2 separate regions of the Homo sapiens genome follow, and region 1 is linked to region 2. The links are chromatin loops, found by intact Hi-C in ENCODE. Cell type or tissue: MCF 10A. All regions are shown on one strand. Each heading gives the region's core, and the rest is flanking DNA. Links, peaks and the distances in the headings are about the cores only.

Region 1 (5,389 bases), core at 317-5,316, 100 kb before region 2:
GATCTGATAGCTGTGTTGGGACTAATGGAAGATAGATGGTTTGAGAGGTAAGGAGATGGCTGGGCACTGCTGGGAATGTTTTGAAGGCACATCTGGGCTAAACAGGGAGTATCATGAATGATTAGCAGTATTTGCTTTGAGCTTGGTGAAATGAAGGTAAAGGAGTGTAAATAAAGGCCATTATGTTAACAACCTAGGCTTCTTTTCACAAGATCATGACAAAGACCTTGGTGGATAAAATCTTGCTGGTTGTATTACTTTTTTGTTTATTTGCAGTTAGTTAGTTTGAAATTTCCTAGGTGAAACCATTTCCCCTTATTGCAAATATTTTTCATGGGACTATTGATGTCATTCTTCCACTCCCTTGCAGCAGGATGGACAGATAACCACAGAACCCACCAAAATTCTTCTCTGGAAATGATGCATATATATATGCAGGCACATAAAAATATTTATATAGAGATATATATCTTTTCTATATATAATACACATATTTTATAGATAAAAATATTTTATCTATAGAAATATACACTTTTCTCTCTATATATTTATTAATATTTAAATTATATTTATATGTTAGAATATATAGAGAAATATATATAGAATATATATAGAGAAAATACATATTTTCTATTTTCTCTATATATTATTTACATATTATATATAGAAAATATATATATTATCTATATATTTCTACATGTATTCTATATATTTCTGTATATTATATATAATTATATATTATATAGAAATATATATCATATATTAAAATACATAATGTATATTCAAATACTTTGTTTTTATATATAAAATACTTTTATATAACAGTATTTCTATAAAAATAAATATTTTATATATTTCTATATATCTATATTTCTATGTCTAGCATAGAAATATATATATTATTAAAAATATGTAATATATATTTTTATAGAAATACTTTGTTTTGGTTTGCTGAGCTATAAAAATATGTCGGGGGCTAACAGTGAGCATCTCTTCTAGTTTCATGGTGAAGATGATGATGGTAAAGGGTCTGGACTGAGCCACACTTGAAAGATAACAAATATACTTGAGAATCTCAATTGAGCCATTCCTGAAACTAACATGAACTTCCTTGTTATATAGGCCAAACAATTCCATTATGTTCTTAAACCAGTATCTCAGTTTGGTTTCCCCAGAAGCAGACCTTGAGACAAGGATTTAAGTGCAAGTTCTTTATCTTAGAGATAATACTAGGATATAATAGTATGAAAGAAGAGAAGCAAAACAAGGAACAGAAGACAGTCACTAAAAGTCTTCTTATCCAGGCAGTAACCACAATACATAATTGGAGCGTAATCTCTTTGGGAAACCTTAGGAGCCAGTATAAAAATGTGTCTGCAGATTATCCCACCTGTGGAGAGAGGGGTTGGGGGTATCTATGTACTATGCCCTTTAGTCAGTTATTGAGTTGTGATCCCAGGAGACATCAATTCCTGGAAGTTCTGGCTGCCTTGTGGGTGGGTGGCAGCATGGGCTCGTAGAACCAGAGGAAGCCCTCAGGCAACGAAATGCAGGGCTGGCCAATTTAAGTTGGGCTAGTGTGGACTGAGGTGAGGGTGAAGAGACATGAGTGTCGCAAAGGCGAGGTCTGTCGCAGCTTCACTGAGTTGAATTTCCATCACCTGCAACAGAGAGTGCTGGGAGAATTCAGGGCCCCTCATGTGCTCTCAGACCTGATCCATGCCACCATCCAGCTTTGTAGAGAAGGCAGCACTGTTTCCCTTTCTTGAAGGATCACCCTGCCCTCTAGGTGGCATATGTGTGTACCCCAAGATCTAGACACTGAGAATGGAACTCGGTAGCCTCTCTGCGGAGAAAGACAAACCCTTATGAAGATCAGATGAGGCTTTCATTGCAGGAGGCCTTATACTATTTACCCACTGACAACTTCTTTCTCATGAAAGTTTGTTTTCAGGGTTGTGCCCTGCCTAATGTGATTTGTTTATTTTTCTTGAGTGAGAACCAGCTTTGGCTTTTAGGATTTGGCCTCAGTTGTATTTCCCATTAGTCATTTTCCCTGCAATAAATGTTGTTGGCTGTAAAGTTGGAGTCCTTTTAGCACAACTGGGAGGGGCTTGAGGCTCCCAAATATTGGCCTTTTTCTAGAGGAAGCAAAAAGAATAGCATGAGGTAAAGAAGAGTGTCTGAAGTCAGTAACTATTGTTTTGATATGCTTAGATTTTACCCCCACATCTTATTCTTTACCCACCCAAATCTTTGACACTAGAACATGAGAAGGAAAATAAGGCAGGCAGGCAGGAAGTGATGGTGGTACAAAATTAGGCTGGAGTGATGGGCAGGAACCATCTCCCTTAGTTCTAAGATCAACCCAAGGAAGGTCATGTCCTCAAGGAAGGATGGATCATTCCCACATTCAAACTGTAAACACCATCATCTCACTTTTTATAAAGGCTTTCTTATGAGCTCCTGAAGTTGAGCGTTAACTGGTAAATGTGATCGTGTACCACATTCCCCCTCCTCTCTTGCCCCAGACCCTGCCAACACTACAATCTTCATCAGATCACACCCAATCAGAGAACACTTAGTGTAGATACTAAGAGTTGGGGGTGCATTGTTCAAAATCTCTGATCTTTGGTAAAGTTCACTCATTAAGTCTGTTTTTTTAAGCATCTGATCCATTCCAGGGACCGTTTTAGACACCTGCAATAAAGTGATGAAAAAGAAAGACAGTCTCAGTCCTCAAGAAACTTCTGTTCTGATTAGATAGGCAGAAGACAAATAAGAAAGACATTAATTCAATAGTTATGCAACATCTCTGTGCCTTAGTTTCCACCAACATATGTGAAATGGAGTCAATAAAAACACCCACTTTGTGTTGTAAGAGTTAGATGACCTAAGATGGAATCGATGGAAGAGACCCTCGCTTATTCATCATTGCTCCCTGTGTATCCATTCTCTGGTAGAGGCTGAATTCTAAAGATTCTGGTCAGCAAAGCCCTAAATCTGAACATGCTTGAATCAGATGAATTCTGCAAGGGACTGGCACAGAATAGGGAACCCTTCTTGTGCTCTGGACACAAACCCTAAGCCAGGTGTACCTGGACATCATTTTCTAGGATGCACAAAGGGTCTTCATTCATTAATGCCTTGCACATGTCAGAAGGGAAGAGAGGCTTTGGGCCTCAGCCTTGCCATTCAGACCCAGCTCCTTACTGGTACAACCCTTCCATATCCCTTACTTCCAGGGCCTGGGAGCATGGTCTGCAATGCCCAATCATGTCTGGATGTGCCTCCAGGTTCAGACATTACTATCCCTGCTTTTTCTGGTTTTCATTTCCTTTTCTTGTGTGCTAGGCTTTTGAAATACATATTGCAGCCACTTGTTGCCCTGTTTTCTAAGCTGCCTTGAACTGCTGCCAGAGGCTGTTGCCAGAGGAGCTAATGACTAAGTCACTCTCCTTTTGGCCTCTGGCAGGACTGGAAATCCACTTGGGGATGGGGTAGCAAAGGCCCAGCCATCCTGAACCAATCAGGAAACCACAATAAAAGTGCCGACCAGGGAGTCAGTCACTCACCCTCAAAGCTCAGCGCTGAGCTCAGCATGGAGGTGTCCACGAGGCTGGGGATGCTCTAGTTTGCTTCTGCAGAACCACATCAGAAGCAGAGACTCAGGCACAAAGGCAGGACCTTCAGAGAAGCCTTGGGGGGTATCCCAGGGTCAGCAGGAAAGAGAAACTCACTGTGTTTCTGAGCCAGGAAAGACAGAGAACAGCAAAGAAACTCCAGGCTGTGAGCCAAAGACGGCAAACCCAGGTGAAGTAGATTATGAATAACAATAATAAATAATAGTTAACAGCTATTTTGAACTTACTTCATGTAAGGCCTTATCCAAACACTTTTAAAGTCCTACCTCATTCAGTTCTTCCAATAACCCTGTCAGATAGGCTCTATTATTTTTCTCACTTTCAGAATAGGAAACTGAGTCACAGATTTAGTTTGCAGTGGCCCAATGTTGTCCCAGTGATTCCCTCTTACAGGACAATTGCAATCCTCTTGGTTAGTAATCCTGATTTCAAAATGCATTTCCCAGTTGGTTTATTTGTTCAGGTGTATCCAGCACTTGTACTGAGAGCTCAGGATAGAGAAGATAAGACAGTCCTGGTCTTTGTCTGGCTGATTCTGATGGCCACAGCATCTCCAGCCACCCATTTTGACCTGTTCTTGTTTTCACCTTTGCTTTCCATTATTTATGGGGGTTTATAGTACAGTAAACCATTAGGTTGGTGCAAAAGTCATTGTGGTTTTTGCCTTTAATTTCAATGTCAAAAACCACAATGACTTTTGCAGCAATCTAATAGTTTCTATTTTCTGCCCATCTCCTACACCTTCATCTCTCTTGGATTTGCCATCACCTAGAATGTGCCTCTTCCCTATCTACCAATTTTGCTCTTTTGAGTTCTGCCTGTCCTCCAAGTATCACCTACAGTTTCCAATGTTGCTGCCTTCATTAAGCTTTTCACAAGAACCCCAACCTCAGGTCTTCTCTCTCTCCTCTGAACTGAGGGGATGAACACTTTGCAGCAAGTTTAGAGATTTTTACCTCATACTTCCTTGCATTGTCCATTTCCTTTATAACTGAAGAGAAATGGCCGTATCTTATCACTCTTTCAGTTTCTTCCATATGCTATTATGGAGTAGTTAAAAATAGCTTATGGATTAAGGAAATAATTTAACAAAAAGGATATGGTGGGCAGCTTCTAAGAGGGCACTATGATCCCCACCTCCTGGTATTCACGTCATTATGTAACCTTCTCCCCTTGAGTGTGGGCAGAACCTGTGACTTTCCTCTAGCCAATACAATACAGCAATACTTATAGGCTGCCACGTCTATGGTTAGGTTATGTAAAGTTGTGAATTCCATCTTGTTAGTAGACTCTCACTGGCTTTGAAGAAGCAAGCATCCATGTTGGGAAGGCCTACCTGGCAAGGAAATGAGGGCAGACTACAGCCAAGGAGAAACTGAGGCTCTCAGCCCCACAGCCATTAAAGAACTGAGTTTCGCCATCAACTCCATGAGGTTAGAAGCAGATCCTTCACAGTGCAGCCTTCAGATGAGACCTCAACCCTGGCTGACGGTTTCAGTTATACTTTGAGACACCCTGAACCAGACAGCCCATGTAAACTGTGCCCTCGTTGCTGACCCACAGAAATTACAAGATGATAAATGCATGTTGTGTTAGTCCATTATATTTGTGGTAATTTGGTACACAGTGATGGATAATACAGGAAGGTTCAGCAGACAAAGCCTTTTTGGAAGAATTCAAATGGATTGAAAAGTATAACTAAGGAAAGCAAGAGAGTGAGGTGACATTTGAGGCTGGGGAAGTGT
Region 2 (5,389 bases), core at 237-5,236:
TGAGCCCCAGAGGGGAGAAATTCTTTGCCTAATGACACATGGTTAATTAAAGGCAGATTTGGGGTCATAAACTTAGGTCTCCTGAGACTAGGAGCAGGGTACCAGTATTCTTTCTACTGTCTGTGCTGTAAAGCATCAAAGCACAAATACAAAATCTGACTGCAAAACTGAAATCACAAGTGTGTTCAAGAATCATGGGCTGTTATGAATTTTGGAGGAACAGGGAATACAGAAGTTTTAAAAACAGACTCTCCTTCAAAGAGCACAGGCTCTGGGGTAGGCTGTGATGTGCTCCTGTTGCAATTTTACTACCTCCCTAATGATAATGACTTTGGGAAGTTACTTAACTGCTCTGAGTTTCTGTTTCCTAATCTGAAAAATGGGTTAAAATTAGCATCCACACATCAGATTGTCATGAAAGTTAGATAAAAACCTGGATATAAAAACACTTGCTACAGTGGCTACCATGGAGCAAATATTAAAAATAAAACAAATAAAAACCTTTTTAAAAAAAGTATTACTATTAACATTATTATTCAATGATCTTACTTTCCAGGACAGTGCTTCCTAAAACTGTGTTTTGTAGAACACTAATACCAGACGATGGATGTGAATTGATGTTTGGGTTTGTGTTTGTTTGTTTGTTTTTGTTGTTGTTTTGAGACAAGATCTCACTATGTCACCCAACCTGGAGTGTAGTGGCATGATTATAGCTCACTGCAGCCTCAAACTCTTGGGGCTCAAGCAATCCTTCCTCCTCAGCCTCCTGAGACTACAGGCAAACACCACCACATCCTGTCCAGCTAATTTATTTATTTTTTGTATGTGGAGACAGGTTTTCACTGTGTTGCCCAGGCTGGTCGTGCACTCCTGGCCTCAAGCGATCCACATAGGCCTCCCAAGTGGGATTACAGGAGTGAGCCACCATGTCCAGTCTGTGAACTGATATAACAAACAAATAAGTGCAAAGAAAATATCCTATATTTCAGTGTGTTTTGAAAATACATACTCCACTGTTTTCTTGGCTATTCTTAATGCATAATATGCAACTGGTAGTCTGTAAGAAAGCATTCAGGAGAGAACACTATTAAATTGTGTTGAATGTAATGTAACCAAAAATCATGTATTTTTCTTTTTAATAACATGCATAAATTAATACTGTATGCAATAGCATTCTGTTATATATCAGTTATGAGAATGTCAGTGTAGGAGAGATAATAGGTAGACACAAAGCTATAATGCACATGGATCATGATCCATCATCAAAAGATGTGTAAAGGTGACTGCCAAGAAGCATTCCTCTTCCAAATGTGTCTGCTTCATGGATTCTTCATGAAGGAAAAATTATTACAGCAGAAGAGGGTTAGGGGTTACTCAGAGATTGAAGTGAGGAAGTTCCTGGACACAAAAGTAAGAAAGTGCTGAGGAAGTTTTGGAGAACAGCAAAAATCCAACTTTACACCTTCAGCAGTGGGCAGGATTTGGGGGAAGCACTGGCTAGAGATTGTGGGACCAGCTTATCTTCCTTTTCTTTTCCAAGGGCCGGAAGTATGCAGGGTTTATTTTTACATTTACAACACCTAGTGCAGGGTCTGGCACTAAGTAGGACTCAATAAATGTGCACTGAGTTGAGACCAGATCTAAGTGGATGTGAAAAGCCATGACAAGGAATCTGGATGCTATTTGGCAGGCAATGGAGAGCCCTTGAAGCTTGCTGCTCAGGGGAGTGACATATTCAGAAAAGTACTTAGAGAGATCGGTTTGGCACCAGGTAGAAGATGGAACCAAGGAGAAAGAAACTGGAGGCAAGAATAAATCCAGAATCCATGCACTATTTTAAACAAGAAGCAACTGAACTCATGGATGGACAGAGGAGTGGAGATGCAGACAAAAGAGCAGCTGCAGAGGTAGAAAACTAACAGAACCTTCAGTAATAATATTTCTTAAGTTAAAAGAGGAAAATTAACAGGGTTTCATCAATGATTTCTTATTGTGCAAAGAAAAAGAGATGAATCTTGAGACTCTGAGCTCTGGTTCTCTTAAAAGTGAGAGAATGGTAGTGTCAAGGACAGTCAAAACGAGTGGGGAAAGTAGACTGTTCGAACTGTGTAGAAAGATGAGCCCAGATTTGAACTTTGAGTCAAGCTTGAGGAGCTGACAGGAAATAGGGCAGATAATCAGAAAGAACTTGGAAATGTGCAACAGAAACATGGAGGATAAATTAAAAATGAAAATGTATATCTGGGATCCACCTGCATGGAGCTGAGATCCGATGTTCCGTGAGTAGATAGGAGGGTGATTTAGAGACTTGAGGGAAAGGAAAGTGAAAGTCAGGAGCATCATTTCCCACCATTGTCCACAGCTGCAGCCTGACACAGCTTGTTCCATGCCCACCCCCTGGAGGCAGATGGCTACGTGCAATCACACCGCTGTCCAGTGCCTGAGTCAACCCTTTAGCTCTGGTCTAGCTCCCCCTAGGGGTGGAGTTTGAGCATGGTCTTGCTGTTTTGTCTAGGGGCAGCCCTAAACACTCACCTGCCCACTCAATTGAATTTTTTCCCTGCCCCTGTAGTTGTCTTCAGAATGCAGTCTCCTAAATAAGACTACTTGGATTTGAACTTCAGCACTAGAAGAATGGAAGAGTTTTTTTTTTTTTTAACTTCTCTCTTCCTTTTCATAAATAAAAATAATATGTATGTGATAGTGTTTGCTTATGAAGAGTAAATGTAAAGCATTTGGAAAATTCTTGACATATAGTAGAAGCTTAATATATTTTTCCCATTATTATCTGTTTTATCACACCAGTTATTTGTGCTTAGTACTGATGCCTGGGCTTATGACTCAGTTTTCGTGAAATTATTAGAAACCTGCCCTGAAGCTCTGTTCCCGTTGCAAAACAAACAAAACTCAGTTTAACTTGGGTCACCTCCAGAGTCAGGCTCTTGTCCACCCTAACCCCTGTTTCGAGACTGTACTGACTCTTGTCATCATAGGAGAACAGAAACTTCCGCACCCCTCCCATCACTCACTCATTTATTAATTTATTGAATCACCCATTCAACTAAGATTTATTAAGCATTCACTTTGTGATGGGCACTCTGTCTACAACTACCAGGTAACACTATCTGGAAACTGAGGTAGCCATGCCTTTGCTATTCTGGACACTGTAATACTGTAACCCTCCACTGCAGCCACCATGACAGCAGGAAGGATTGACACTCTATCCTCACATGAATTTCCAGTGTGCTTTGAGGTTGAGCCACCAAACTCCTCCAGCAAACTGCCTTCTTTTATTTATTTATTTATTTATTTATTTATTTATTTATTTATTATTATTATACTTTAAGTTTTAGGGTACATGTGCACAATGTGCAGGTTAGTTACATATGTATACATGTGCCATGCTGGTGCGCTGCACCCACTAACTCGTCATCTAGCATTAGGTATATCTCCAATGCTATCCCTCTCCCCTCCCCCCACCCCACAACAGTCCCCAGAGTGTGATGTTCCCCTTCCTGTGTCCATGTGTTCTCATTGTTCAAAATGATGAGTTCATGTCCTTTGTAGGGACATGGATGAAATTGGAAATCATCATTCTCAGTAAACTATCGCAAGAACAAAAAAAACCAAACACCGCATATTCTCACTCATAGGTGGGAATTGAACAAACTGCCTTCTTATATCTCCCCAGACTCATGAGCAAATGGTAGCACAGGGTAAAAGCCCAGGAAGTTCATGCTGATGCCTTGGGAGGATACACAAGAGGGTCAGTACTGCTTTTACCCCATGATGATGCAGGCAAGAAGACATCCATCCTCCCATATCTGTTTACATCAGCCCTGATGCCTCATAAAACTTCCCCCCATACAGTCATTAACGAGGTGGTAACAAGGATATCAGGGGCCCAGGGGAGACACTCTGTTTGATGTTCTGGATGAAGGAAATGCAGACTTGCTCTTTGTGAAAGTATGAGGGCTAACTTGGAGGCCTGCCTGACAGTCCCTGTAAGCTCAGACATGAAGTCAGGGGAATACAATTGTGTGAAAGAAGCAGAACAGTGAAGTGTTGAGATGGCAAAATTTGGAAGCCCAAGGGCAGGGAGCAGAACAGGAAAAACAGGCATAAGAGTTTTCCATGTGGGTAACATAAAATGATTAGTGACATCCACATCAACAGAAGGCTCCCTGTTCTTTGCTTGTGGTGTGTTTTTGTGTAGACATCCACACTTCCGATCCACAGTGAAGCCTACAAAGGGGCTGAGCACTCTTCCTGCAGTGAACTTATACATGTGCAATTGTACGTGTCTTTATTTTTCTCTTTGTTATTTGTGCTGCATTTAACCCTATGGCTGGAACATTATAAATGTTGAAAACTTTGTTGAATGAATAAAGAAATAAATGGCTCAAAGATGGGACCATTTAGCAGGAAGAAGGACCTGCCAACCTTCTTTTTCTCTTTTTTGTCTATGGAACCAGACAAGGGCAAAGGATAGGGAAGTGGCACTGGGGAATTCCACTCTAGAATGTCCTTGAGACTCCCAGTCATTGGTAGGGCTGATGCTTACCGGACCTTCTGGTGCCAAAGATCAATGTCACCATAACCAGGGTAATGTGGGGAAGGCAGACCTCAGTCCTCAGCCCAGAAATGGCAAGTTCTTCTCACCCCACATCCTCTCACACTCAGGGCTGGCAGCTTTTGAATGGGGAAGGACCCTTTGTTCTACCCAAAGATGATCATCTAAATCAGACCAACAGTCCAGCTGGGACATCCACATATACCTTAGTATTCTCTAGTATTTATTAGAAATTGGGCAACTCTTTACCTTCTAGGAACAATCTGCAGTTGTGTGGAAGGATCATTGACATTGTAATATCGACAGCAAATAGCTTTTGAGCACTTATTTGCGTGGGATACTTTTAAAATCTTCTACAGCCATTATCTCATGTGTCATCACAACATCCAAGAGGCAGGAACCTTTACTCCTCTTGTTTAGTACATAAGGAAAATGAGGTCTGGAGAGGTAAATTAACTTTTTTATGGTTACAATGCAAGCTATTGGCAAATCTGAACTGAATCCAGGAATTCAGCCTTCTAAGCAACGCTCTTAAGCATTGCACTGAATAATTAGACTCATGTTTATATCTAACTTTACATCTAGCACTAGATGACTTTGTGGTTTTAGGTCTATTACATGCACTAGCCTCCACTGTTCTTATCTATAAATGGAAAACATAGTGTGTCCCACGATTCTTGTAAGGATATGTGCTAGACACCTCATCAGAGCAGTGTCCAGCATATAGGAGGTTACTTTCATTCCCATCACTTTGGTCATTAGGAGAAACTCATGAGGAATGTTTTGGTCTCCAGTTCTGCCGAGTCTGTCTCTTCC

Evidence for each region. A loop is a pair of places that touch in the nucleus more often than their neighbours do. Peaks named below come from ENCODE experiments on the same cell type or tissue, not always from the same donor. Only the 100,000 strongest peaks of a DNase experiment are listed, where the experiment ranks them.
Region 1: it touches region 2 in a loop (4-fold over the local background); 3 of 110 quality-filtered maps call a loop at or near these places.

Annotation. Positions count from the first base shown.
Region 1 is chr20:39,771,801-39,777,189 of GRCh38, forward strand. LOC105372614 (a long non-coding RNA gene) reads left to right here. Exons shown (of 6, transcript XR_936714.3): 5 at 1-47. Among named protein-coding and RNA genes, the nearest start is that of LINC01370, 230 kb to the right of the region's middle. In MCF 10A, for the core only: no CTCF peak of the experiment used is centred there; a DNase peak (open chromatin) is centred at 3,441.
Region 2 is chr20:39,871,795-39,877,183 of GRCh38, forward strand. No RefSeq gene overlaps it. Among named protein-coding and RNA genes, the nearest start is that of LINC01370, 130 kb to the right of the region's middle. In MCF 10A, for the core only: a CTCF peak has its summit at 2,480 (motif pointing left); a DNase peak (open chromatin) is centred at 2,447.